4 separate regions of the Homo sapiens genome follow, and regions 2, 3 and 4 are each linked to region 1. A link is a contact called in ENCODE Hi-C or POLR2A ChIA-PET data. All regions are on one chromosome and are shown on one strand. Each heading gives the region's core, a stretch centred on a gene start or an enhancer-like site at or near the end of the contact. The rest is flanking DNA. Distances are from core to core; before and after follow the strand shown.

The links. A loop is a pair of places that touch in the nucleus more often than their neighbours do. ChIA-PET counts read pairs that join two places held with the same protein, here RNA polymerase II (POLR2A). Pooled maps may share reads with other maps.
Region 2: a loop to region 1 is called in a map of gastrocnemius medialis, with 3 times the contacts of the local background. The contact joins the promoter of LINC01682 here to the promoter of C1orf198 in region 1. A Hi-C loop is called at or near these places in 1 of 168 maps with a recorded cell type or tissue (gastrocnemius medialis).
Region 3: a loop to region 1 is called in a pooled map, with 3 times the contacts of the local background. The contact joins the promoter of DISC1 here to the promoter of C1orf198 in region 1. A Hi-C loop is called at or near these places in 7 of 50 pooled maps. POLR2A ChIA-PET finds 5 or more read pairs at or near these places in 2 of 52 experiments (PC-9 and activated naive CD4-positive, alpha-beta T cell).
Region 4: a loop to region 1 is called in a pooled map, with 2.6 times the contacts of the local background. The contact joins the enhancer-like site here to the promoter of C1orf198 in region 1. A Hi-C loop is called at or near these places in 7 of 50 pooled maps. POLR2A ChIA-PET finds 5 or more read pairs at or near these places in 2 of 52 experiments (Caco-2 and activated naive CD4-positive, alpha-beta T cell).

What each region holds. Positions count from the first base shown.
Region 1 is chr1:230,864,076-230,871,014 of GRCh38, forward strand. C1orf198 (chromosome 1 open reading frame 198) reads right to left here and starts at 4,446. Exons shown (of 4, transcript NM_032800.3): 1 at 4,105-4,446. The coding sequence starts at 4,437. RefSeq lists a silencer at 4,375-4,594 and an enhancer at 4,418-5,009.
Region 2 is chr1:229,882,825-229,889,763 of GRCh38, forward strand. LINC01682 (long intergenic non-protein coding RNA 1682) reads right to left here and starts at 2,994. Exons shown (of 2, transcript NR_146476.1): 1 at 2,716-2,994.
Region 3 is chr1:231,623,245-231,630,183 of GRCh38, forward strand. It overlaps DISC1 (DISC1 scaffold protein), which reads left to right and starts at 3,546. Exons shown (of 13, transcript NM_018662.3): 1 at 3,546-3,690. The coding sequence starts at 3,624. The region is part of intron 5 of TSNAX-DISC1 (TSNAX-DISC1 readthrough (NMD candidate)); the gene reads left to right. RefSeq lists silencers at 3,442-3,701, 4,032-4,091, 5,065-5,265.
Region 4 is chr1:231,599,837-231,606,775 of GRCh38, forward strand. All of the region lies in intron 4 of TSNAX-DISC1 (TSNAX-DISC1 readthrough (NMD candidate)), which reads left to right. The region is part of intron 1 of LINC00582 (long intergenic non-protein coding RNA 582); the gene reads right to left. Among named protein-coding and RNA genes, the nearest start is that of LINC00582, 8.8 kb to the right of the region's middle. Within about 2 kb of position 4,320, at least 12 of the 41 ENCODE cell types and tissues checked have a DNase peak (open chromatin) inside an H3K27ac peak, as active enhancers do.

The DNA of each region.
Region 1 (6,939 bases), core at 3,196-5,695:
AGCAGCCAAACTCAAATCTAACAAAGATGTAAGGCTCAAGAAAGTTCTGAAGCGATTGATTCTACCAGCTGTTTTATAATGCTCCTTCTGCCTGGTTTGAAACTTTTAACAATAATGTACAGGTAAAAACTTTTGTAATAAATTGGTTTATTTTAGAAAGCAAACCTCTAGGCTGGCCAGCACACAGGCCCCTAGGTTTGCAGAAAGGTCTTTTGCAGGTAGCCCTAATGACACAGAGCGGGTGTAGCAGCTCAGCAGTTTGCTAAACATAGGTACCCATAGCCGCCTCTAGCCTAAGGACTAAGAAGCCACAGGCAATGCAGCAGACATAGGGAGGCAAAAACAGCTTCAGAAAAGGAAGCTAAGGCCAAGAGGAATAAGAGAGCAACAGCAAGTCCTCAGGTTCCTGTAGGAGGAGCAGAGATGAAGGCACTGGAGGGACACGGCAGTGGATCATGCCAAGCTGTTGAAGAGGGGACAGAGCTGTCTGGCTCCGGGTTCTTTAAAAATCCACGTTCCACAACATGTGAAACCCCGATTAGGGATATTGAAACACCCTTCTTGCCCAGCTCCACCGTATGGAGAGATGGAAGAGGCAAGTAGGTCCACGCGAACAAGACGCACCAGCTGCCAAAGCTCCCCCAGTCATCTGCTTAGGGCCCATCTGGAGCCAAGAATGTATCACAGAACGCAGAACCCTGTAACTCTCACCATGTACTCAGATCTTGCTAGATCAGTGACAAGAAGATTGGGGGCAGGAGCAGGGAGGAACACATTCCTAACAATTCAGAGGTGTGTGGGGTTTTCTCCTTGCAGATAACAGGAAACAGCAGAAGCAAACAGGGTGATCCCTCTAAAATAAAAACTTTTCCCCTCCCAAACTAAGCCATTCCCGAAACCCTACTGCTGGAGGAAGAACGTGGCAATCAAGCAGCGTGGGTGAAAGACTGTCAAAAGCATCCATTTGCAAACCTGCCTTAATGTTCTTACCAAAATACTGGACCCAAAGTGCACGGCCCCAGTGTCTGGGCCTGCTCCAAGCCAGACCAGCGAGTTGGAAAGAAACTCTGTGAGCCATTGGTTCTGCCACCAGACTTCACAGAGAGGCAAACTACCCCTTAAGAGGGGTGGCACCTTGCTGCTGGCATGGCCAGGACAAGAATCCAGGACATGGGGCTCCACCGGCTCCTCTCCTTTTGCTGGTTGAGAAGCGTTCTTCCAGCAGCAGCTCCAGATTCTCCACAAAATGGGGTTGGGTGGCTGTGGGAAGGGGCCGGGGCCTAGGTTGAAGCTATACTTCCATGCTTTTTTACTGAGATCATATGTTCACACGTGGGGATTTTTAAAGGAGTTGGTAAAGATTATGGGAGGATGAAGTACCCTAAGCTAAAATGCCTTGTCTCTAATATAATGGGCCTTGAGAAATATTTGCTCTGTTGATTTCCAAGGAAGCAAGAACCTAAAGACTGATAGGTCCCTTCACGGCTTCAATACTCAAAGGCAGCAGCCTCCTTCCCTGAGGAGAACCAGGTTAAGTCATCAAGGCAAGGGGCCATCTGGGCCTCAGGCCAAGGGATGAGGATGAAAACACACACACAGATGCCACACCTGTCAGATGCACACGGAACTTCAGTGAGTGAACTGAGCCCCTGACCACATTCAAAACCACCAAGATCTGTGATCAGCATCATATAATCAATTTCTATTTGTTCCTGCAATACACAAGAAATGTCTAGAAGATGATCACCACATTTGGAGGCTGTATTTGCATGCTCTGACTTAAAACGTTGCTATGTGAGATAGAAAAACATTACTGGCAATGGGGGAGAGGATACCATTCAAAGAAATAGGCAGTGTCCTTCAGGGCAGCGGAAAGGGCTGTGGAGGCCCCAGGACCACATCAGAAGACTGATCAAGTGGGAAGAGACATTGGGCCCCACTCTATCTAGTTTACAGTCCTTTAGGACAAACTTGGGGTCACCTATTTGGGGGTACCTCTGTTCAGCAGCCTATCCTGTCCTTATCCATCATCCCTGTGCCCAGGAGCTGGCCCTCCTCCATGAATGATCTCCTGGGGACAACAATGAGACAACTGACTCCACTTTGGTGCCTACCTCTGGCGCAGTCCAGGGGAATTTAAATTCCCTACTGCTATTAACCTACGCAGACACTGCAGGCAAAAATGTACCCTGGGCCATGTTCCTATGTACCTCTGTTAAAATTCAGGGTCTATCTGCCCCTCTGCTGTCTGAGCTGAGGCTGGTCAGAGGCATTTCAGAACATGCTCTCAGCTGGTTTTGCAAAGCTGAGATTCAATTCTCCTGAGTTACTCCTGGAAGGACATACAGGCACCACAGCACGGCACAGTTCCACTTGCTTTTAAATCACATTGAGTTTACAAATTCAGAAACGGCTCAGTCTGGCACCAGATGAGGAATGAGAATAAAAAATTAACTTGGCCACATTCTTCCTTGTCAGTAATACTGGGCTCTTCTATGACATGGGCTTTTTCATCATGAGTAGGCGTGTAGATATTCTTAGCTGGACACCAAGCTAAGGGAAAATGACAGTCACTCTCCAACATTTGTAAGTACTTAGAAGTTTACTTCCTGTCATATTTATTCGTGACTCTTCCAAAGGAGTGCTGCCTGCTTTTTCATCCCCCAAATCTGGGCGCAAACACTGCACACAAGTCTTTATAAATACGCCTATTTTCCCACTGAAAATGTTTCAGCTCTAGGAATACATTTTAAAACCTATATTTTCCCCTCCCCAGTTTACCACACCCTTGTTTTTCCTGGCAAAGCCATCAGAATTTGAAGTCCAGTAGAGAATTTCCTTTTGATTCCATCAGAATAAAGAAACACTGGCAGCATCCTTCAGTCATTTCACTTTTCCCTCACATTAAAGTGGGTTTATGACCATGAACACTTCGTATTAATAAATGTCTCAGCACACCCAAGCCTGAAAATCTGATCTAAACCTCCTTAACTTGAATTCCATCCACAATCCACAACTTCCTCGGAAAAAATCTCTCCCAGCTTCTCCTTCCTCTAGCCCAAGAAACAGCCTTAACAGCGAGCGATTTCATTCCTACACTCTTTGCTCAGCTTGACTTTGCTCCTCACGGCAAAAGTTGAGTTTGAAACGCCAAAGAGTCACAGTGCAAATTCTAATGGCACCAAACAGGCTTCGGTTAAACACATTTCTAAGAAAAAGAAGACCAAGTTTCTGAACCCTACAGAAGATTCAGGCGTTTGTGACTAAGTGTGGGTCATCCCTGAGCTTTTTCTGGAACAGATTCAGCGTTTCTACCTTCACAAATGACTGTCCCTCTAGCAGTCTGGACAGTGTCTAGATCTGAGACCTAAACATGCCCTGTTATGTGGCCAAGACTTACTGGAGCTCATTTAAACTTATCGTCCCTTAGTTTTTTGGTGGAAAACAGGGCCACCATGCTCACCCTTAAAACATACGCTGGGCATTGTGCTCACTTGGAAAACATCTTAGGGTGATGGATGGGTTTCCCTCCTTATCTTGGAAGACACCTTTTCTTCCTTGTTACCTGGCTTGGCAATTTTACTTTCCCCATACATCTCATCACAAGTATTCATGTTAGTATATATCATTTGCTCAGTCCCTTCACGGGCAGGCACGGGGTGGCGTTATTACCCCCGTTTTACACAGTGGAAACTGAGGCTCTAAGAAGTTAATTGACCCACCGCCATACAGGTAGTAAGTAGCAGAGCTGGATTAAAACCCAGGCTTGTCTGGTTTAAAATTGCTTGTTGTTTCCACTTTGGTCAGCCTCGCTTACGACAGCTCCGGGAGAAGTCTCTGGAGTCCGTGCGAGCCGGCGGATCAGGTCTAGATGGAGGTTCTTTAACGACCCACCTCTCGGCGATCTCTTAACCAACTCCCCCAGCGGAGCCCCCACCCCCCGAACTTCGGCTCTGGGGCTCCCCTCCCACCCACTGCCATTCCTGCCTTTTCTTTTCCAGCCCCTACCAGCTGGGGCGGCCTCACGCCGGCAGGTGCCCACCGGGCCGGGGCGCCTCGGGGCGCCGGGAGGGGAAGAGGGTCCGCGGCCAGGCCCGCACCTACCTCGTCCCCGAAGCGCACCACCTTCTGGCCCGTGGGCCCGCGCAAGCCGGGGAAGCGCGTGAGCTCCTCCGAGTCCCCGGGGTCTCGGGGCGCCGGGGCGCGCGGCCCCACCAGGCACCGGTCGATGATCTCGTCCTGCTGCGCGGGCGGCAGCCGCGCCCACTCGGGCCCGTACTTCTCGCGGATCTTCTCCTTGTCCTGCATGATCTTCCTGGCCATGGGGCTCAGCGACGAGAAGTAAGTGAAGCGCTTTCGCTCCCGGTCGTCCAGAGGCCGGTTCCCGCTCATGACCGCCGAGCGCGAAGCCGCGATCGCCGCCGCCATGGACGCCATGCCCGGCCTGCCCGCCGCTCCCGGCCCGCGCCCCGCCCCTCGCTGTGCCCGCCCTCGCCCCGCCCCGCGCCACCCGGAGCCCCGCCCCCTCCGGGAACCCCGCCCTGCACCGCCGCGTACCCGGGTCTCCAAGCCAACCCAGCTCCCCAAGCCCCGGGACCCCGGCCCTCCGTGGCCCCCTCCCCGGGAGCTCCTCCCTCCGGGCCCCCCCCCGCCACCCCCTCGCGGACCCCACGAGTCCCCCTTTACGCCTCCATAGTGGATTACCGCGGTGCCCGCAGGTTTCGGGCTCCCCTTACCCGGCTCAGGTGGTAGCCGGCGTGTCCCTGAGTCCGCGCCCGGCGCTCTGAGAGGGTGGCCGTGGTTAATTCCCGGTAGTGACCGCCATAGCGCCACGTGGCCACTGCTTGACAAAGGAAACTTTTTTCAACCTCCAGTGAGCCTAAGAAAGCCCCAGCATTTCAGGCCAAGCCGCTGGCTGCCTGGCTTCTGTTTTTACTCCTTTCCTTCTGTCCCTTTCTGGGACGAGCCACACCTTCTCTGCTTTCTCTGGGCCCGTCCAGGACGCTGGGCCCGGGGCCTGGCGCGGTGAGCTGCAGATAGCCGGGGGCGCAGGGCAGCCCGGAGGCTGGAGGGCGACCTGGAAGGCTGGACCGGTTCGGGGCATCTGGTGCTCAAGGAAAGTCAGCTCCCGCCGCCCCTCGGGGCCAGGTGGGTGCATGAAGTACCCGGTGGCCCAGGTGCCTTTCCCCAACCCAAGGAGCTCAGAACTCTTGGCAGTTCGACGTTTGCAAACAAACCAAAGAGGAGCAGAAAGTTTTCAGACTCAGAGGCGACATCCCAACAGGTAGGGGGCCAGGGTTTGTAATTTTGAGGTGTGTCCCAGACAGACCACAAAATTAAAATTATAGCGAGCCCCCACTTCCCCCAAGCCCCTCTCTCCATCTGACTGATTTTAACAAGACTAACAGGACTCAGGTGAGAATTGTGTCCACTCGTAAAATAAAAAAACAAAAACAAAAACCAGCATTTCAGCTGTTATCCAGGGTCTTTGCCTGGATAGTTCTGAACACAAAAGTAGAAATAACTTGCAAAGTCCTATTTTAAATGTGAGATGGCCTCATCTTCCGGCCCAGAAATCCTCAGAATATTTTTGGAATGTCATGAATGTGGCAGGCTCTACAGTTAAAGACATTATTATCAACAATGTTCACAACATAATATATTGAAGCAGGGAAAGGCAAGCACCACCAAATATAGTCTCCACAGTAAGTGGCGGATTATTTATGAGACCGGAAGTTTAAGGACAGTTTTTTGGAGTATGATCTTCTGTTTGAGTTGATGCTAGAGAAGCTCAATACATTGACCTGAATCCCACTGATTTCTCTCCTCTAATCCTTGTTTAATAATATAGGTAATGTTTAAAGATATATTCTTGAAATTAATTAACATCCCCAGGCTTGCTTTGATATTCACATAAGAAGCTGTCCGTACCCTTAGAAACTTGGTCTCATGCTGTTTTCAAAGCAGTTGTGGAAATAATTGTTGCTTTCAAAAAAAAAAAAACCACAACCCCATGAGGTGTTTTGGGTCTGGCAATAATTGATTGTCAAAGAAGTTTTCAAGATAATAAAAGCGTGAGATAATTCAGGGACATTGGCCAAAGTATGTAAAGTCCATGATCTGGATGATAAGGGGCTAACTGAAAGAAAAATTCTTCCAGATTATAAGAAGAAACTCAGGGGAATTAAAGTATGGCTCTAACAGATGACTTGGCTGAAATTAGAAACTTTTTTTTTTACATATATCTTTATCTACTCCTGGAGGGAATAAAAATAGCCAAACTCCGGCCGGGCACGGTGGCTCACGCCTATAATCCCAACAGTTTGGGAGGCCGAGGCGGGTGGATCATGAGGTCAGGAGATCGAGACCACCCTGCCTAACATGGTGAAACCCCGTCTCTACTAAAAATACAAAAATTAGCTGGGCGTGGTGGCACGTGCCTGTAATCCCAGCTACTCGGGAGGCTGAGGCAGGAGAATCACTTGAACCAGGGACTCGGAGGTTGCAGTGAGCCAAGATCGCGCCACAACACTCTAGCCTGGGCGACAGAGGGAGACTCTGTCTAAAAAAAAAAAAAAAGAAAGAAAGAAAAAAAGAAAAAAAGCCAAACTCCAAATATGTAATTAGGTTACATGGTCTGAATGTTTATATCCCCCCAAAATTCATATGTTGAAATGCTAACTGGTAAGATGATGTGGGGCCTTTGGGGAGATGGTTAGGTCAGGAGGGCAAAGCCCTCATGAGTGGGACTGGTGCCCCTGTAAGAGACTCAAGGGAGCTCACTTGCCCCATCCACCGTGTGACCTTACAGCAAGAAGGTGCCATCAAAAGGCACAACCTATGAGCCAGGAAGCAGAACCAGACACCAAGTCTGTGGGTGCCCTGATCTCAGACTTCCCAGCTTCCAGGTCTGTGAGAAATAAATTTCTATTGATGATA
Region 2 (6,939 bases), core at 1,744-4,243, 980 kb before region 1:
GGGTTCCCCCACCTGAGGACACAGCTGCTTTCAGAACAAGGCTCTGCAGCCTCTCTCTCCCCTTGTTCCTTCTGGCCCAGTGCTGGGGACAGCTCTAACACTGCTGGTCCTGTGTCCCTGCACTGGCGCCTGTGTTTTCCCCATGCTCCACCCACATCTTTGAAATGATCATTTATAAATACCCCTTCCAACGACCCTAATTTGGTGTTCCATCTGTTTCCTACTGAAACTCTGGCTGATGTGGCCCCTATGGGATTTAACTCTTTTGCACAAGATCATCCAGCCAGGAAGGGACAGAGCTGGGGTGTGAACCCAGGCAGTCTGTCCTGGTGTCTGTGCTTCTAACCACCACCTAAACCTCTCCATGGAAAGAGCACTGGTCAGTAACCCAGAGTGCTGGTTTGTGCTCCTCTGCCAACTGGCCATGCAGCTTTGAGCAAATAATGAGATCTCAGCTTCTGTTTCTCAGGCATACAGTGAGGTGGTTGCAGTTCCTTTTTGTTCTAACACATGGCTTCCCAAATTCCCACTGTAAGTCAGTCTCTTGCAGTCCTGCATTTCCTAGGGCCTTTCTTTGCTATTAGTTGTCGCTGTGAAAGCACAAGTTACATTCAACTCCCCAAAACAACTGAGGACACAATTTGCAGGGGCAGTGTTGTACTAAATAAAGCTGTGCTCCATTGTGAAGGTGTTCCGCCTCAGGAAACCGCTCTTTTCTCATTCTAGTTCAAATGTGCGTCCCAATTTGCTTGTCTTATTTATTTATGTTCCTTCCCTCTGAACTCCATTTAATTAAATAACCAGAAAAAAAAATGTGTATTCACTGTGAGTTGCCATCTTCATTCAGAAAAATGCTGAGCACACCAAAAGCCAGCAAAGTTCTTGTTTTTGCAATTCAGTGAAGCCTGCTTTCTTTTTCATAAGCACCAAATGACTGCATGCATGCCAACCACGGAAATTAGGATTTGGTTTTGGTTGGAAAAAACGATCACTGACCTGAATCAAATGTCAGTTTTACTCTAGGTGCAAGAATTTTGTGATTGAAGAATGCTGTTTAGGGATAGGTTCTGCCCATCAGTTTCCCAGGGAGCTGGGCACAGTGGGTTGGAGCAAATAGAGTGAGGGAAGCTTGAATGGGACTAAAGGGGACACAGTGTTGGGACACACCACATGGGAGACAGGGAACACAGCTTGGAGAGATCTTGTGGACGCAACCACCACAAAAGAGGATAACTCACAAGCAATCCTGCTGCCGCCACCCCCAGCCTAACACCAAGGCAGGGGAAGGCTGAGAGACACAAGATTGATAGCATGTATTTAATGTGAAAAATGTTGGAGGGTCTTAGTGGACCACAAGTTCACAGAGTTGGTGATCCTTCAAGACAAAGAGGTCAAGGTCCAAAAACTTAAAGTTTTCGTCCAAAGTTATAAGGCTTGGGCAAAACCAAGACTCAAACTCAGACTTTCTTAAAGTCCATGCTCATTCCTTTATACTGTAGGTTCCCAGACCTGGAGAATCGAAAATACGTGTAGATTCCCAGGCCCCATTCCTGACCTCCTGAATCAGAAAATTCACAAGGGTAGCTTAGGAATCAATATTTTTGCTTTGGAACGCATCAAAAGGATACAATGTTGGGATTAGCACCTAAATAATCAGGGGACAGGCAGAGTATATGGGACCCCAGTAGAAACTAGAGTGGCCATTAGTTGATAACGGCCAAAACTGAGTGATGAGCAAATCGGGTTAATTTTACTATTTTCTCTGCGTACTAAGCATTGCGGGAGGGACTGAGTAAAGTGTCTCTAAAAGGGACATAAGTATTGTCTTTTTCCCAAACAGTCAGCAGAGCTGTTGCCATCAAGCATTATGAAATGTGGGAAGCAAAGGGCTGGAAGAATCTCGAAAAGTCGAATCTCCCCACTGCATGCTGGCATCATCACCATAACCACTCTCATCGAGAGGATCATCTGTTGGGGGCAGGATTTGCTCTTTTCCTGGGCTTACTAAATAACCAGCAGAGGGAAACACACAAGAAAGTTTGGCACATTGGATGTTTCCTCAGGCTCAGCACAACCAGCTCCACCTGCCCAACATCACACGAAGAGAGTCAACACTGCAGGACCTGACACAGGCAGGGGCCAGCCACCCTGGTGTTGGCAAGCAGCCCACCCAGGAGACAGAACTCCAGGTCTGCCTGATGGTTCACATCATGTGCAGGGCCAGCGGGGGGCAGTGGCAGCAGAGCATACAAACACACTGACTTTGGGGAGGTGCAGACTTAGCACCAAGTCTGATTTGGTCATTGCTGCGGGCAGGTTGTCAAATCTCTGGGAGCCTCCATTTTCTTACCTGTAAAATGAAAATAATAATACAGTTGAGCATCCCTACTCTAGAAATCCGAAATCGAAAATGCTCCAAAATCCAAAACTTTTTGAGCATCAACATGACACCACCAGTGGAAAATTCCAACCTGGTTTCATGTGACAGGTTATAGTCACAACTATGTTTCATGCACTAAAGTATTTAAAATATTACACAAAATCACTTTTGGGCTATGTGCTGCATATAAGGTGTATATGAAACATAAATGAATTTCATGTTTGGACTTCAGTCCCATCCCCAAGATATCTCATTATATATACGCAAATATTCCAAAATCTGAAAAAATCCAAAACACTTGTGGACCCAAGCATGTCGGATAAGGGATATTCCACCTGTAATACTGCTGGTGTCCTGGCTTGGGAGGATTTCTGGAGGTGGTGCACAGGAAGCATTTAGCAGAGGGTCTCATGCATGAGGAATGGGAGTTATTCTTCTTATGGAATCTGCTCTCTGGCTCTCGGGCCTCCCTGGAGCAGAGGCTGCCCAGTCTCTGTCTGCAGCCCCATCTTCCACTTCAGTGTGCTCCAGCTTCAGTGTGCTCCAGCGGACTCTGGGGCCCAGAGCTGCATCTCTTTGCCTGAAGCCTTTCTCTGTAGCCACAGAAGGTCATTCTGCCCTCAGGCAAGGCAGTCCAGGAGGAGAATTAATGAGAGAAGCAATCTTTGAATCCTGCACGGAAACACTGAAGCTTCTCCCACCCACAAGGTATGTGTGTTCTGCTGGCTTCCAGCTCCCTGTGGCATTAGGCTCCTGTTACCCACAGCCATGGCTGCTGTGATAACACACCCTGTACCGGCCACATCCCCTTTCCTGTCTCATTTCACTACTCCCCTAATGATGTTTTCCTTTACCTCCCAAGGAAGCAACATGTGCTTGTGTCCTTTCCCAGGGATTGCTTCTGGGGGTAACTCAAACTAAGGCATTGCCCACTACCCGCCACGTTCTCCCGATTTCTTCAGCATCTCAGGCTCCTCACTCAAGCTGACTTCAGATCTCATGTCTCCCTCCTCCTGCCCTTTTGGTGGTGGCCGCTGTGTGCCATGGCCAGATATCCAGTGGAGGCCCCTCATCACAGCTGTGGCAGATGTGAACTGCGTGTCCCTGCCTTAGGTGCAGCCTGCGTGGGGTTCCCCACCACGGTCTAAAGCCTCTGAGGTGCTCCCTGCATTCCTGCAGGTAGGCTGAGTTTCTTGAAGAAATGGGGAATGTGCTTCTTTCCCCCAGCTCCGTCATCTGGATTCTAAAGCAGCCCACTTGGACCCAGCCCAGACCAACCCTACAGTCTCCTGTGGTGCTAGCTGGCTCAATAATGTATCTTTATTTGCCCCATCCACCTCCCAAATAAATCACTGTGCTCAAATCTTTGCCTTGGGATCTGCTTTGGGGGCCCCCCAAACTAAGACAGCTAGAGTTTGAAGGGGTCTTGGTAGCAGAGTTTTGTGGGATTCTGCTCTTGGATCCTTTGCTGCTCAGAGGGCAACAAGGCCCCGGTTTTCGGTGGTAAGTGGGTGGTGATGACCCCTTGGCATGCATCGTGACTGTTAAGAATGTCTTCACTTGGTGAATAAGCTACTGCAGCTCCACCCAGTAAGCAGCCGGAATGCCAGGGTGGATGCGGGTCTTTGGTACACTGCTCTCTGATGCTGCGGCTAGGAATTCCCACCTACCACATTTCTGCCCTGCCAGTGGCTCCCAGTTAGGCTCTGGGGCGGGGGGCAACGGGAAGCTGGAGGAAAACTGGAGGCTAGAGAAGAAAGAAGGGACATGCTCCTTCTCATCTCCTCCCTTCCTCTGGTGTCAGGCTCATCCCAGCAATGATGCATCACCTTTGCACTCACAACACTTGGTTCCAATAGCAACAATTGGTTCCAGTTAATGGCTTTGCCCAAACCAGCTTCATGGCACCCCTCAGGGATACAAGCACCAGTTAGCTGGTGCCCTCTACTTAGACAAAACTCTTTCCTGTGTGCCCCCCAGTACTGGGATGAGAGCTGCATCCTGCCGTTACCATCTCTGTGATACCTCAGTGAGGGTGGCCAGCAGTCCTGCTCTGCCTGAGACTAAAGTTTTTCCCAGAGCACAGTGCTTTAAGTGCTAAAACTAGAACAGTCCTGGGCAAACTGGGATGGTTGTTCACCCTATCTCAATGTGCCCATTTAGACCTGTCTGGTTCCTCAATTCTTGGTATTAAATTCTCTCTGTAAAAATAACTAATGTGGTTTAAAACTCCTGGCTGGGCTGGAGCCTGGTTGATACAGGAAGAAGTGCAGGTGCTAGAGGACGCACCAGCTTGTGCAATAATATCACTAGCATTTGAGAGCTATGGTGGTGACAGCACATACAAGTGCGGTGGAGATGATTGTTAGGTGCATCAATGCCCTGAAGGGAGAAAATAGGCCAGGCTGAGTCAGCTAACAACCAAAGTAAGCACAGAATTAGAAGCCAGAAAATCTCTATGACAGCATGTAACAGCTAGAGCCAGTCCTAATGCACTGCCAAGATAGTGCCTTACAGCTTGCAAACAATAATGACCTCCTGTTAATGCCAAAACTGCCTTGGCAGCAAAAAGGGTAGAATGTCTAGCAAGGTAGGCATACAAAAATAGATTTATTATGTAAGACCAGAGAATCTACCAATTAACAAGGCTCTGTAACTGGATGGCACATCCTGCTGAAAATTAAGCTTATGATCTGATAAAAGAATAGCAAAGTCTGAATTTGTGGCTCCAGCAAATGTTCTGTGTCAAAGTCAAGGGGCTGATAAGGAGGAAGAGACCTGAGGACCTGAAATGAGGACTTTCAGGTAGATGTGCTTGAGAACCTTCAATCCTCAGATTCCCTGGAACTCTCTCGGCTTGCAGAAGTGGCCCACTTCCCTTGTAGAGAGAAAAAGCCTTCCCTTACCCCAAGACCATACAAAGCCCTCACTTGAGGCAGAGGCTTTCTGAGATGATGAGTACCCTTCTCAAGATTTCCTCCACCAGCCCTCACAGCTTCTAGACCAGGGGTCAGCAGACTTATTTTGTAAAGAGACAGCAAAAAATTTAGGCTTTGTGGTCTGTACAGTGTTTGCCATAATGATTCAACTCTTCCATTGTATCACAAAGGCAGCATAGACAATATGTAAATGAATGGGTATTTCAATAAAACTTTATTTACAAAAAACACACAATATTTGACACATGGGCCATAGTTTGCCAATCCCTGTTTAGGCCAATAATTGGTACATGCCTTGGAATGCCCGATGAGAGAATTACTGTCATCGTTTCAGAAAGGGATGTAACATCTAGCTAATGTGTACCAACATGACCCAGGAAGACATGTTTGGGGCTGAATTTTGAGAATGCTGGACTGAAGGAGAGTTTATGGATATGTGGGCTGTCTCCTGTGGCTCAGGATGTAGTGTCCTGGCAAGAACACCTAAGCCAGTCCTGATGCACTGCCAAGATAGTGCCTTACAGCTTGGAAACAATAATGACCTCTTGTTAATGCCAGAACTTTGCAGCAGAAAGGGTAGAGTGTCTAGCGAGGTAGGCATACAAAAATAGATTTACTATGTAAGACCAGAGAATCTGCCAATTAGCCAGCTCTGGGAGAGCCCAGAGGGTTTGCTCTCCATTAGCAATATAAGGAATACGTCAGTGAGGTGGCCATCAACATTGTTGAGAAACTTCCGGTGATTGACCTTTCTAGGCTGCTATGGGTCTGGGCTCCCTCTTAGTGTCATTGGGTATGATGGGATTCAAGAAGGGCACAGCACAGTTGGCAGCACTTACCCATCAAAGGCAAAGTAGACAAATGATTGTAACAGCAGCAAAGTTAGAAGGACAATCTGGGTTCTTATCTGCAGGAATCAGGGAGTAGTAACTAATAGACTGTGGTGTTCCTAGCAGTGAGACTGGAACATATTGTTTGAACTATGTAACTAAAGATCAAAAGCTGATGAGCAGAAGGCTGATGTCAGCTGCTGCAATGAAAAATCTTGATCCCTTGCCCAGTTTCCAGACCTGAGCCACTTATCAGACCCAGAGCCTGTATTGAAAGAGAGGCTGGGTACCCCTGAGAAATGACCTTGTATTGCCACATTAAGCATACACAGTAGTGATACCCCCTATCTATTACCAAAAAGATCTATGGACATTTCTTCTGAGGACTCAGATCTTTGAAGAGCTGTGGACACAAGATCTGAGCTAAAGCTGACACGATGGGACCAGTGCCATAATAACACCCTCTGTTGATATGAGGAAAGTCCTGGCTTCAAATCAGTCTCATAGTGAGGCCAATGGATCTATGCCCTAGCTGCTGTTCATTTTCCTGGTCTCTGAGTTCATAATCGAAATAGACATACTTAACAGTGGGAGAACCTGTTATAAAATAAGAGCCATGATGCTACGAAATGCCTAGTGGAAGTTCTCAAAAATTCCTCACCCCAGCCAAGATAGAAAATCAGAAATACTGCCTCTTTCTGGATTAGAACGCCACCCTCCAAGGCTCAAGGAAGGCAGACTTTATGGTGGTCCCCATCATATCCCTAAATAATTTACTAGTCCCACCACA
Region 3 (6,939 bases), core at 2,296-4,795, 760 kb after region 1:
GAGGGGAAAAGAATGGGAATGGTTTTCAATTTGGTTGGTTTGAATGGATTCTTAGACAACCAAGTGGTGCTGTTGAGGGGGCAGTTGGAAATACAATGAAGCTCAGTCTAATTTAGGGCTAGTGAGGGATGGACAGGAGGAAATGGATACAAAAGACAATTCTGAGGTGGAAAGGACAGGATCCAATGGCTGAATGAAAGGGCGAAGGTGAGCGGGGATGTAGGATTGGCTGGGAGGAGAAGAAGAGAGTAAAGCTATCTTGAAGAAAATTTAATACAGGAAGGGCAGCAGTTTTGGGAATGTGCTAGAGAGGACTATGAGAATAATTTTGGTGATATTAACTTTGAGAACCCAGCAGAATCTGTAAGTTGGAAATATGAATCTGGAGTTTGGGAGAGAGGTTGCAGTCAGGGATTCTGATTGAGGTTGCATCGGGTGGTTGAAACCCTGGAAGTGGATGAGAGGGATGAGTAAGGTCAAGTATGAGGGATGCTCAAGAAGAGAAGCAAGCCATGGATTAAATTCTGGGGAGATCCAAGATAAGGGGTGGGGAGAAGGGGAGAAACTAATGAAGGGGACCCAAAGAAAGGAGTGAGCAAGTGGGAGGAGGACAGGAAGACAGATAGATAGATAGACAGATAGATAGAGAAGACAGAAGAGAAAGAGAGAGAGAGGAGAAAGAGAGAAACGGAGAGAGATAAAGAGAGGAGAAAGAGATAGAGAGAAGAAAAAGATAGAGAAAGAGGCAAAAGAGAGAAAGAAGAGAAAGATTTATTTTAAGGAATTGGCTCACTTGATTTTAAGGTCTAGCAAGTTTGAAATTTGAAGGGCAGGCTGCTAGGCTAAAAATTCAGGCAGGATTTGAAGCTTCTCTCTCTCTGTTTCTCTCTCTCTTTAGGCAGGGTCTCACTCTATTAGCCTGGTCTCACTCTATTAGGCTGGAGGGAAGTGGTGCAATCACTGCTCAGTGCAGCCTCGACCTCCTGAGCTAGAGTGATCCTCCTGCTTCAGCCTCCCAAGTAGCTGGGACTACAGGTACAGGCCACTGTGCTGGCTAATTAATTTTTTTTTTCTTTATAGAAAGGGTTTTGACAAGCAATGGGTAAAGAATTTCCTAAATGGTGATGGGATAACTGGCTAGTCATATGCAGAAGATTGAAACTGGACCTCTACCTTACAGTTTATACAAAGTTAACTAAAGATGTATTAAAGACTTAATTGTAAAACCCAAAACTATAAAATCCCTGCAAGACAACCTAGGCAATACCATTCAGGACATAGGCATGGGCAAAGATTTCACGACAAAGATGCCAAAAGCAAAAATTGACAACTGGGATCTAATTAAACTAAAGAGCTTCTGAACAGCAAAAGAAACTATCAACAGAGTAAACAGACAACCTACAGAATGGGAAAACAATTTTGCAAACTGTGATCTAACAAAGATCTAATATCCAGCATCTTATAAGGAACTTATATTTACAAGAAAAAACCAAACAACCCCATTAAAAAGTGAGCAAGGGACATGAACAGACACTTTTCAAAAGAAGACATATATGTGGACAACATTCATATAAAAAAAGCTCAACATCACTGATTATCAGATAAATGCAAATCAAAACCACAATGAAATACCACCTAACACCGGTCAGAATGGGTATTACTAAAAAGTCAAAAAATAACAGATGCTGGAGAAGTTGTGGAGAAAAAGGAACACTTTTACACTGTTGGTGGGAGTGTAAATTAGTTCAGCTATTGTGGAAGACAGTGTGGTGATTCCTCAAAGACCCAAAGACAGAAATATTGTTTGACCCAACAATCGTATGACTGGGTATACACCCAAAGGAATATAAATAATTCTATTATAAAGACACATGCACACACATGTTCACTGCAGCACTATTCACAACGGCAAATATATGGAATCAATCTAAATGCCCATCAATGATAGGCTGGATAAAAAAATATGGTACATATATACCATAGAATACTATGCAGCCATAAAAAAGAATGAGATCATGTCTTTTGCAGGGACATGGATGGAGCTGGAGGCCATTATTCTTAGCAAACTAACACAAGAACAGAAAACCAAACACTGCATGTTCTCACTTATAAGTGGGAGATAAATGATGAGAACACATGGACGCATAGAGGGGAACAGCACACACTGGTGCCTTTTGGAGGGCGGAGGGTAGGAGAAGGGCGAGGATCAAGAAAAACAACTAATGAGCACTAGGCTTAATACCTGGGTGACAAAATACTCTGTACAACAAACACCCATGACACAAGTTTACCTATGTAACAAACTGAACTTAAAAGTTAAAAAAAAAAAAGAGGTTCTTATTATGTTGCCCAGGCTGATCTCAAACTTCTGGACTCAAGTGAACTTCCACCTTGGCCTCCCAAAGTGCCTGGCCTTAGATATTCATACATTTATTTATTTTTAGAGATGTGGTGGGGGTGTGGGGGGTCTCTCTCTGTCACCTGGGCTGGAGTGCAGTGGCCCCATCATAGCTCACTGAAGCCTTGAACTCCTGGACTCAAGCAATCCTCCCACCTAAGCCTGCCGAGTAGCTGGGACTACAGGAGTGCACTACCATGCCGGGCAAACACACTGATTTTAAGTACAACTGTGTGCTTTCAGTCTTAAGATCTTCAGCTTTTGAAGGACCTCAGCCTTCCTCTAGTTCTAACTCCTCTCGTTCTAAGGAGATCCTTCCCATTCCTGCAGAACGTCTCCCCAACCCTTCTTCTTCACAGTTCTCCCTCCTATCCCTGAACCATTGCAAGAGGTTTTGTGCCAAGCCTCTGGCACATGGCACATTCTATCTCATGTTGTGATTTCGTTTTCTATGCACGTGCTCTCCTTCTAGCCTGGAGGTGAGCTGCTTAAGGGCAAAGAGCTCATGTGTAGCCCTTCCTTGTACCCATTGTCCTATAGCAGGTGCTACCTAGGGGGTGCTCCAGTAGCTTCCTTGAATGAACCAAAGAGAAGGGGTGAAGGGGGGAGTCAGTTGCCTAGGAGCTTGCATGGACTTCTGTGTCCTGGAACCAGCCCGGAGCTGCTGGAAGATGCTAGAAGTTGGAATCCTATCTCATTTCTAAACATCTGCTCCCACTCATCTCTTTCCAGGGTCATCAGTTATCCCCACTCCTCCCCCCCGCCCCCACTTTGTATAAATGAGCCCCTCACATCCCTCCATCTTCTCCATCACTGTGTGGTCACTTCTTAAATCATGCGTCTGGAAGGCGCCCTCCTGTACCCCATCCTGGAGGCTTCCTGCACTTCCCCTCTTGTTTCTTCCAGAAATGAGTCAGAGTGAAAGCAAACTTTCTGAGGTCCTGAGATCCCGGAGACAGGCTGTGAGGGCCGCTGGCCCCGCCCGCTCCAGCAGCGTGTGTGTGTATGTCTGTGTGTGTGTGTGTGCGCGCGCGCGCGCGCGTCAGGGGCCAATGCTGGAAAGGAAACAGCGGACTCGCTGAGGAGAAGAAAGGAGCCGCCCCCTTCGTCGCCAGCCCCCTCCCCACTTCCCGTCCAGCGCGCTGCTCCCTTCCCCCCGCCTCTGGCCTCGGGGAAGGAGCAGGAGGCAGCCCAGGCGGAGCGGGAGGAGCTGGCAGCGGGGCGCATGCCAGGCGGGGGTCCTCAGGGCGCCCCAGCCGCCGCCGGCGGCGGCGGCGTGAGCCACCGCGCAGGTAGGGGAGCTGCCACAGAGTCCTAGCACGTCCTGGGGGGGTCCTGGCAAGGAGGGCGCGCTCTGGCCCCCAGGAAGTCGCGTAGGTCAGGGCGTGCCTCTGTTAACAACCCCTTTCGAGGTGAGGGAAACTGAGGCAGGACGCGAGGCGTGCGAGGTTGAGAGAAGAGCGAGTCTTGGGCTGCCAGCCCGGCACCAGCGCCGAGCCGGGCCAGGTCCCTGACCCAGGACTGTGCAGCGATCCCCGGGACCCGCAGTTTGCGAAACTGTAGGAGTCTGACCCGCGCCCCCGCTGCGTGTCCAGGTGACCGGGAAAGGTTGCAGAGGCGTGCTTGGGGTTTGGATCCGTCCCCGTCCTGGGACACCTGCGCCGCCTGCACTCTCGTTGCGGTGCGCCCCAGCCTGCGCCCCCTCGGGACAGGGGACGTCCCGCCCGCCTTAACCCCAAGACCCAGCTGGATCTCGGGTTCCACCCCTTCGGGGACCTGGAGGGAGGAGGCTGGGAGCGGGACCAGGAACTGGTGCCTGTGCCTTCCCTAGGGGCTGCTCTGAAATCAGTGTCACCGCCCACTTCCTACTTGGCTACAGTAACGGGGATGGCCCAAGCCGGAGACTGCTCGGTTTCCACCGCCTGGAGCGCGGGTCTCGCTGTCAACTCTTAGTGATGATTGTGGATGGTTGTTTTTCAACAATGACAGGACTTCTACCTTCTCACTCTTAAAATGTGAGGTTTTCCAAAGACAGTGAGATTTGGAGTTAGGGAGTGCTGCCTTGTGTTCTTGCTGGGTGAGGACAGGGCTGGGTCAGTCGCTTAACCTCTCAGAGCCTCAGTCTCCTGAAATGTAAAGGAGAACACTCATAGCCTGGCCTCCATGTGTCGTTAGGTTTGTTGTATGGGAAATCAATTTGCAAAGTGTTATCATCAACTGGACAAATTTGAATTGGACAGCACTAGGACCATAGGAACTGGGGTTTGGAGACAGTCTGCCTGCATGTCAATCCTGGACATGCAGGAGACTATGACAGTACCTGCTTCATAGGGTTGTTATGCGGTTTAACTGTGATGGTGGAAGTGAAGCACCTCGCCCAATGCCTGAAATACCCAGTGCACTCTCAAAAAACCTTAGTTGCTATTTTTCCTAGGCAAAATCTAAATAATTGGGAGTAATGTGAGAATACCAGTTTGATTTGATTAATGCAGGAATAGTAGGGCATTTAAAAACACATGTAGTTCTCCTGTGCTCGGCATGGTACATGAAGTCCTCTGAGGTTCAGTTCTGTGCCACAGAGCAAAAAGAACCGTGGACAAGATACCCGCTTTTCGGGCTCTTTGACTTTGAGCCTGTTTTCTCATCTGTTTACAAAAAAGATAAAAGAAAAATGGGGGTAGTAATTACTGCCTTTTGTACTGATCGCATTGCCTGAGGATTAAATGAGGCAAAAGATCTGAAAGCACCTTGTGGAGTATGAGTCACTATGCACATATAAGACATGATAGTACTAGGAGGGAATGGTAACATCTGCAGGTTTTTAGAACTTACAATGTGCCAGACATTTTATTATGAATTCCTTTGATGAAATCCTCCCTGCATCTTTATGGGACTGGGATTACAGTCCTCATTTCCCTATGACAAAGCTGAGGTTCAGGGTCACCCTGCTTGGTTCCCAAGCTCACAGAGCTCTTAAGTGTAAAGCCAGGATTAGAACCCTGGTGTGGGTGCCACTCACAACTGTGTTCTTGGCCGCTTGCCAAACTGAACTTATAGAGTGGAGCTGTGATTCAGAACAGACCTATATTAGAATTTAGGTAATTTTTTTTTCTTTAGGAGACAGAGTCTTGCTCTGTCACCCAGGATGGAGTGCAGTGGCACAATCATGGCTCACTGTAGCCTTGAACTCCTGGGCTCAAGAGATCCTCCTGTTCCAGCTTTTTGAGTAGTTGGGATTACAGGCGCATGCCACCATGCCCAGCTAATTTTTTTTTTTAGAGTTGGAGTCTTGCTATGTTGCTCAGGCTGGTCTCGACCTCCTGGCTTCAATCATTCCTCCCACTTTGGCCTCCCAAAGCGCTAGGATTACAGGCATGAGCCACCAGGCCCAACCTCCATCCTGCATATCTATAGACCCAAAATGTAAGAGTGAACTGTTAATCCTGGCAAAAGAGGCTTTGGCATAATTTTAATTTCCCTCAGACTTATTTTATAAAATATACTTTAAACTATCTTCTTGTAAAACAAATGATGACAATTTGCAGAAAAGTTATTAAAACATTGAAAGAACAGGTTGCAAGATCTCATCACAAATCTCTAAGTGGTATCTGGATTGTTTTGTTTTGTTTCAACACTCATTTGCCAGAACCCTTAGGATAGCACATGAGGTGTAACCGGAAATCGAGGCGTTGGGTGTCATGGTTACTTTGCAGGGCTGGGCCCCGGGACTTTTCTGCAGGAAGTTCATTGCTCACCCAAGATGCCTCCAGAAGAAAGCAGAAACTTCCGAGAGGAGCGTGAATGCTCTGTTTCTGTGCTGCAGAAACAATTCCTAGTTTATTTGTTTCCTAAATTAAGTTTATCTTATTGGTTTTTGTTTTTCCAAAAGCAATGCATGCTCATTACAGGAAGCACAGAAAGCTACAAACAAGTAAGTGAACACTAAAAAATACTGTAATCTCACCAAGGTAGACAAATAGCTTGGTGTCTCTGTCCTTGTAACCCATTTCTATGCTGCATGCATCCATCCAAAAGTGAGAGGCAAACTATTATTGTTTTTTGTTAAATGACAAAAATAGTACTTGCTAATTGCTCAAACATTATGACATTAATGTAGAACAAAGCCAATTTATTATGCTCATTAAAACTTTTTCTTTTTTTAAAATCTAAAAATTTTGATTGGAGAAGGATTAGAGACTAAATTGTTGATATTTGAATTTTATTGTGGTTTTGGTTAAAGTTTGATGCAGGACCTTCAGAGCAAAGAGAGGGTACAATGGTGACCTTTAAACAATATATATATTTTTTGAGACGGAGTCTCGTTCTGTCGCCAGGCTGGAGTGCAGTGGCACGATCTCGGCTCACTGCAACCTCTGCCTCCTGGGTTCAAGCGATTCTCCTGCCTCAGCCTCTCGAGTAGTGGGATTACAGGCGCCCACCACCACATCCAGCTAATTTTTGTATTTTTAATACAGACAGGGTTTCACCATGTTGATCAGCATGGTCTCGATCTCCTGACCTTGTAATCTGCCCGCCTCAGC
Region 4 (6,939 bases), core at 3,070-5,569, 740 kb after region 1:
AGTAAAAAAAACTCTGTGTCCTAGATGACTCCATGAAATGTAAGTCAAGCACTATGGTATACCATATTTACCCTAACAGAGAAACACTCAGAAACCTAGCCGGTTTTTTGAGGGAAGAACTATTTGTATAGAAACCTGGAGGTACAAACCATTTAGTAGGAGAATTGTCCTATTGTGCCTTCAGCCACATCTCATTTAAAATCGTAAGTAAAGAAAGTTCTAGAGCCTGTAGTAAAAATATTTATTCAAATGTAAATTCATTTATTCAAATGCATTTTATCTACCCTTTCCTTCCATCCGGCACCTTCTCAAGGACCTCTCTAGTATAGTATTTTGGGATCTTGAATCAGCTGCTGACCATGGCTCTTAGTTGCATAGAGACCTCTTGTTGTAAACGCATTTGCTTGTCGTGGAGCTTAACATTTATTATTTAGTAAGCAAAGATAGACATGGGTTCAGGATCCTGCAGAAATTAAACAGAGGTCCTTGAAAAACTTGAATGTGTCCTGCTTATCTTTTCATTTCTCCTTTTCCTGGGTTTTCACTGATATCCGTATGGGAAAAATATAGCTATATTTTCCTCTTGTATTCTCCAAGCAAGTACTGAGTAGCCCAGATTCACCATTTGACAGGAAACAGTGTCATCACCGTAGGCAGATCTAATACCGATGGAAAAGAGCTGATGTAATTTAAATGCTCTCTGTGATTTCTGGAAGTCTTTACAGAATTGTTTTGTATTGTAAGAGCCGCCAAAGGCAGCTGTACTAAGCAACATTTAACAGAGTAGTAAAATGCATTTCAGACCAGGAGGAATTCAGCCATGCTAGCACATGGCACCTTCCACGCTGAAAGGCAAATCACAATCAGAATAAGGCCCACGAAGTTTATTTCACCTACTGTGTTTGCAACTTTGCCAAACCGCAACTTTAACAGTGACATAGACATATAAATATATAATGTACATGAACAAATGACCAGTAAACTTTGACATCTGGTTTTTATCTTAAGTCTGTTTCTTTGTCTTGTCACTGTGGAAAAAAACCCGGAAAAGTCTTGAAAGCTAATTAGCTCCAAATTTATTTTAGGAATGAAGGGCCAAAGAGTTTTGATGACAAATTTTTCTTTGTTGCAGCTGCCAAGCTGGTCTCTGACCCCTCAATTTAATGGAAGTGATTATTTATTTGCACATACGTCCTTTGTTTTTTTCAATACAGAACTCTCTTTCCTGGAAATAGGCACCTAGCTTCTAATTCCCATTTGCAAAGAATTTGCTGTCTTAAACAAGCTTTAAAATACTGTACTAAACATCTCTTTCAATATATTCCTTTATTAAACTGATTTCTAGGCTTTATCAGAGGGAATGTATAATAATAATATGTATTGTTTTTTGAGTTTACATTTTCCTTCAAATTAAAAAATTTTTTTCTTATAAGACTAATTTCCCACCCAGTTTACATATTCTTAGTGGGTGTGCATGCAAACACACACGTATGTACACATATACACACACAGTTTATACATTCTTGTCTTTTTCATTATATTTATGAATATGTTATTTTGGTATAGGTGTAAATGAAAAGTTATTAATTTCAGGTTATTGATTGTCTATTATTTTGAAAGACCAAAGTTTGACTTAATTCCACTTATCATAATCACAAAACTTCTGGTGGGCTATCTCATCCTTTTAAAGCAGTTAAATAGCTTTTATATAAATATGAATATATAATATGTACACAAATGTATGTACCCATACATATTTGAGAAATATATATAATACATATGGCATATATATGAAAGCACCACTGAATCAGACACATTATATACATTTCTCTTGATTTTAGAGCAAAAAGCGTTTAGGGGGAAATGTATAGGCTGAAGTTAAAGATTTGGGAACTCAGTGGTCATAAAGTTGCTGGTCTAATGATGTCAATGTCAGTCCTCCAGCCTAATGGGAAAGGTATGGAGAACCCCTTAGCTTTCTTCTCAACAGAACTTGTCTCCTTTTCCTCCTCTGCACACTGTGAGACTTTGTAGGACTTAGAAGGCTATGTCTGTGAATCAGCCAGGAAATAGATCTCTCTGCTGGGCTTAATCAACCTCTGCTGCCCTTAGGTCTTCGCAGAGGTCCTGGGATTGCAGGTTCTGGACCTAGCCCAAGGAAGCTCAGTTTTTCCTTGCCAAAATCTACGCAAATAACATCCAGAAGTGGATCACTTTTTCTTTTTTTTAAGAGCATGAATTTAAGTGTCACTCATTCTCCCATGTAAACATTGGCATAAATAGCTGATTTTATCCTTGGGATGGCATAGTCTATCCCACGACTGCCAAAAGAACCTGGACCCTGCCATGGTAAATAAACCCCTCATCTTGCCCAAGAAGAAGGACATTTATATGGTTATAAATACCTACATTTTATTACAGGCTTAAAATTTGATACAAAATGTAAACATTGTGTTTGGCATAGTTGGGAGTAAATTTACATTGCTAATGGTTGCAAAACAAAAATAAGCTTTAGTTAGCAAAGAAAACTTTAATAATTCTATTGAAAATAAATTTTACTGCTATGGCAACTGTAGAACAAAGATAATAAACAAAAGATAACCATGGCGTGAAACCATATCACATTTGTGGGCCATGGGCTGGGAGATTGAATCCTTAGTACTTCTTATGAAAACACAGTGCTTCAGTCAATTTCTGGATCTTACTATCGGCATACTGTTATGAAGACACATTATTCTGCTTAGTCTGCTTGCCTTTTAGTGAACTTAGTTATATTCATGTCTAAAAAAACCTGTAAACTTATTATGCATGACTCATTTTTTCATAGTCTTCAAAATGATTGTAAGGATAGATAATGATCTAGTAAACTAATGTTACAATTAACTATTAATCATTGGCTATTTAGATTTATAGTTTCACTTTTGTAGTTTTTGCCTCTATTGACATATTTTCTAAGGATAAATTTGTAGGAATAAAATTCTTGTGTGAAGGGGTTATTGATATTTATTTTTCTTTTCTTTTCTTTTCTTTTTTTTTTTTTGAGACGAAGTCTAGCTCTGTCACCCAGGCTCCGCCTCCCGGGTGCAAGCGATTCTCCTGCCTCAGCCTCCTGAGTAACTGGGATTACAGGTGCTAATCATGCCCAGCTAATTTTTGTATTTTTAGTAGAGACAGGGGTTCCACCATGTTGGCCAGGCTGACCTCCTCAAGCACTCCTGACCTCAAGCAGTCCGACCATCTCGGCCTCTCAAAGTGCTGGGATAAAGGCGTGAGCCACCACGCCCGGCCCATTTATTTTTCTTATTTAAACATTTTCTTCCTTTGACTTGTTTGCTTGTGTTTGTTCTCAGTTTTTAGAATCATTAAACATTTTGGCCATATAGAAAAATATACAGAAGCCTGGCCGGGCGTGGTGACTCACGCCTGTAATCCCAGCACTTTGGGAGGCCGAGGCGGGCGGATCAGGAGGTCAGGAGATCGAGACCATCCTGGCTAACACGGTGAAACCCTGTCTCTATTAAAAATACAAAAAATTAGCCGGGCGTGGTGGCGGGCTCCTGTAGTCCCAGCTACTCGGGAGGCTGAAGCAGGAGAATGGCGTGAACCCGGGAGGCGGAGCTTGCAGCGAGCCGAGATTGCGCCACCGCACTCCAGCTTGGGTGACAGAGTGAGACTCCGTCTCAAAAAAAAAAAAAAAAAAAAAAAAAAATACAGAAGGCTTTTATTTTATTTATCTTTACGACCTTTTCCCCTGTTGTTTAGGCACTTGTGTGAGCTCAAGAAACATCTAATGAATCAAAAGATAGTCCTTTGGTGCTTTAGAAATGTGGTTTTGAGATTAAGTCAAATCAATAAGTCTTTATTGAGCGTGTGTTAAGTACAATAGCACAGACCAAAGCGCAAAGAGATTCTGGGGATTTCGACTTATGAGTTAATTCAGGCTCCACTAGGGCAGAAGCTGTTGTTCACTTTTCTCCTTCTTGGGTGACAGGTGGGTCTGCATCACAGCTGCTCTGGAGGAAGAGCAGCCATCTCTTCCTGCTGTCACCATTGCCTTGGTAGGACTGGTGTGTGTATGGGTGTGTACTTGTCTTTCTTAACCTTTCACTTTTGAAGATCTTCCTTCTTCATCTTGTCCTGCCCTCTGGAAGGTGAGAAGTTGCTTGTGTTATCTCCATTTGTGTGCAGTCTAAAATGGCTACAGGGCATTCTAAGCAAAGGGGCTCGAGGAGGAGATGTTGGATATCTCAGGAGAAGACCCTGAAGAAATCCCTTCTCCCTAGAGGAAAAAAGTCGCGGGCAGCAATCGAGATGGCTCTACCGAATAAAGCAGTTTTTAGTCAACTTCTACCACCTAGTGGCCATTTCTGAGAGGCTCTTTTCCCCTTTATTTATTTTTAAAAGTATTTTGACATATGCAAAGACATTTGTATCTGTCAATCCATGTTTTCTTTAAAAATGTCAAGATCAAAATAACACAGTGTCACAAAGAGAAGTAATCATTGCAAGAACTAAAACCCAGAGATGCTTAAAGATGGTTCTTGGGCAACCACTTATATTTTAGTTTGTTCCCTTCAGTCCTATTTGAATTTTTAAAATTCTATTTGAATTTTTATTGTCACATGTGTATGATACTTTTATAATATATATTTTAAGTTTTTAAATTTATAAAGGTCTTTTTAATATATAAATAGAGCCGGGCAAGGTGGCTCATGCCTGTAATCCTAGCACTTTGGGAGGCCAAGGCTGGCAGATCACCTGAGGTCAGGAGTTCGAGACCAGCCTGGCCAACATGGTGAAACCCCATCTCTACTAAAAATACAAAAAATTAGCCAGGGATGGTGGTGCACGCCTGTAATCCCAGCTATTCGGGGGGCTGAAGCAGGAGAATTGCTTGAACTGGGGAGGCAGAGGTTGCAGTGAGCAGAGATCTCGCCACTGCACTCCAGCCTGGGCGACAAAGTGAGACTCAATCTAAAATATACATACACACACACACACACACACACACACACACGTTTTGAGGGGTGTTAATTTCTGGCAATTAGTGCAAAAGGTGTATTAAATATGAATGTGAAAAAAGTTTAAAAGGAAAAATTTTAAATGTTTGTTTTTCAGATAACCTTATATAACATGGGAAATAAACATTACTTAAAAATTTACTTCATTTGCTCCTACTTCACCAAATCAAATGGTTTCCATTTCTCAGGTTGTTTTCATTCATTGATCGATATGCAAACGTAGTTTTTCTCTCATATATAACAGTCCATCCAGATTTTCTGACATGGGATCAGAATCTTTAAATGCTTCATTATAGAAACATCACCATCTACAAGGGGGCATGAGTGAAATCAGTAGAATTTTCTTTGCTTGAGATCTCTTTTGCCAGAAGGGCAAGTGGCTTTTGTCAAATGAATTGTGTTTTGATGAAACAGTGTAGCTGATACTCAGAAGCCTGGAGCAAACCTTCTGGTACAGGAGAGGGCCCTTCTGTTGTGTAAGTTTTGCAGTAGCACAGACTGCATTTTTAGCTCTGACACAGTCTTCGTGATTTTGGACAAAAACTAGACTTTCAGACTCGATTCCTTGGTGCATTAGTTTGCTAGGACTGCCATAGCAAAGTACCACAGACTGTGGCTTAAACAGCAGAAATGTATTGTCTCACAGTTCTGGAGGCTGGAAGTCTGAGATCAACGTGTTGGCTGGGTTGGTTTCCTATGAGACTGCTTCTCTTGGTTTGCAGGCAGCTGCTGTCTTGATGTGCCCTCACGTGGTCACCCCTCAGGGTGTGTCTGTGTCCTGTGTCTGTGGCCTCATCTCCTCTTCGTATACGAATATCAATCATATTAGATTAGGGTCCACCCTTAATGACCTCATTTTAACCCAATTGCCTCCTTAAAGATCCTATTTCTAAATACGGTCACATTCAGAAGCACTGGGGCTTAGGGCTTCAGCACTTGAATTTTGGAAGTCACAACTCAGCTCATAGTGCCTGGCTTGGGAATATGGCTAATAATTTCGCCTGGCAGAATTGTGCAGTTGTGAGGTCATGTTTAGAAAACTCCTGGTGTGATGCCAAGGTGCACAGTAGCTGCTCAATGAACAAGCTGTTATTCCTACTTCAGTTTGGATTTTGAATATCAGATTTCCTTAAAGTGAGGAGCCCCTATAACAGAATCCAGGGATTTTTAAAATATTGGATCAAAATGCCATTCAGTCAACTAGGACCTGACACTAATCTATCTCATTGCATCTTCTCTGGCCTTCATGCTGCACCAAGACACTGCACGTACTAAATGCTCCACTTTTAGGAATGCTTAATTGTCCTGTCTGGGTCCACTCACTCCAGTTACTCCAGCTCACCCTGGGAGGCAGTAAGCCATCCCAAGAACCATGGTTAGGACCATAGGTCCTGGAGTCCCCAAGATGTCCAGCTCCATTGCTTACATCCTAGACATAGGCATGGTATTTAACCTCTTTAAAGCTTCAGTTTCCCCATTTGTGAAATGGGGGTAATTGCATCACTACTAAATCTGTAGCATTCTTTTGAGAACTGAAAAAAATGGTCAAAGTAAAGCCCTTGGCATAATGGTAACAGACAATAGATAAGCTCTTAATTTTAAAAAATGTTTAAAAATTTTTTCGAGACAGGGTCTCACTCTGTCTCCTAGGCAGGAGTGCAGTGGTGCTATCACAGCTCACTGCAGCCTCGAACTCCTGGGCTCAAGTGATCCTCCCATCTCAGCCTCCCGAGTAGCTGGGACTACAGGTGCTGGCACCATACCTGGCTAGTTTCGTTGATTTTAATTTTTTGGCAGAGTCTCGTTATGTTGCCCAGGCTTGTCTCAAACTCCTGGGCTCAAGCGATCCTCCCGCCTCATCTTGGTTTCCTGAAATGCGGGGATTAAAATATAAACCACCGTGTCTGGCCGGTAAACT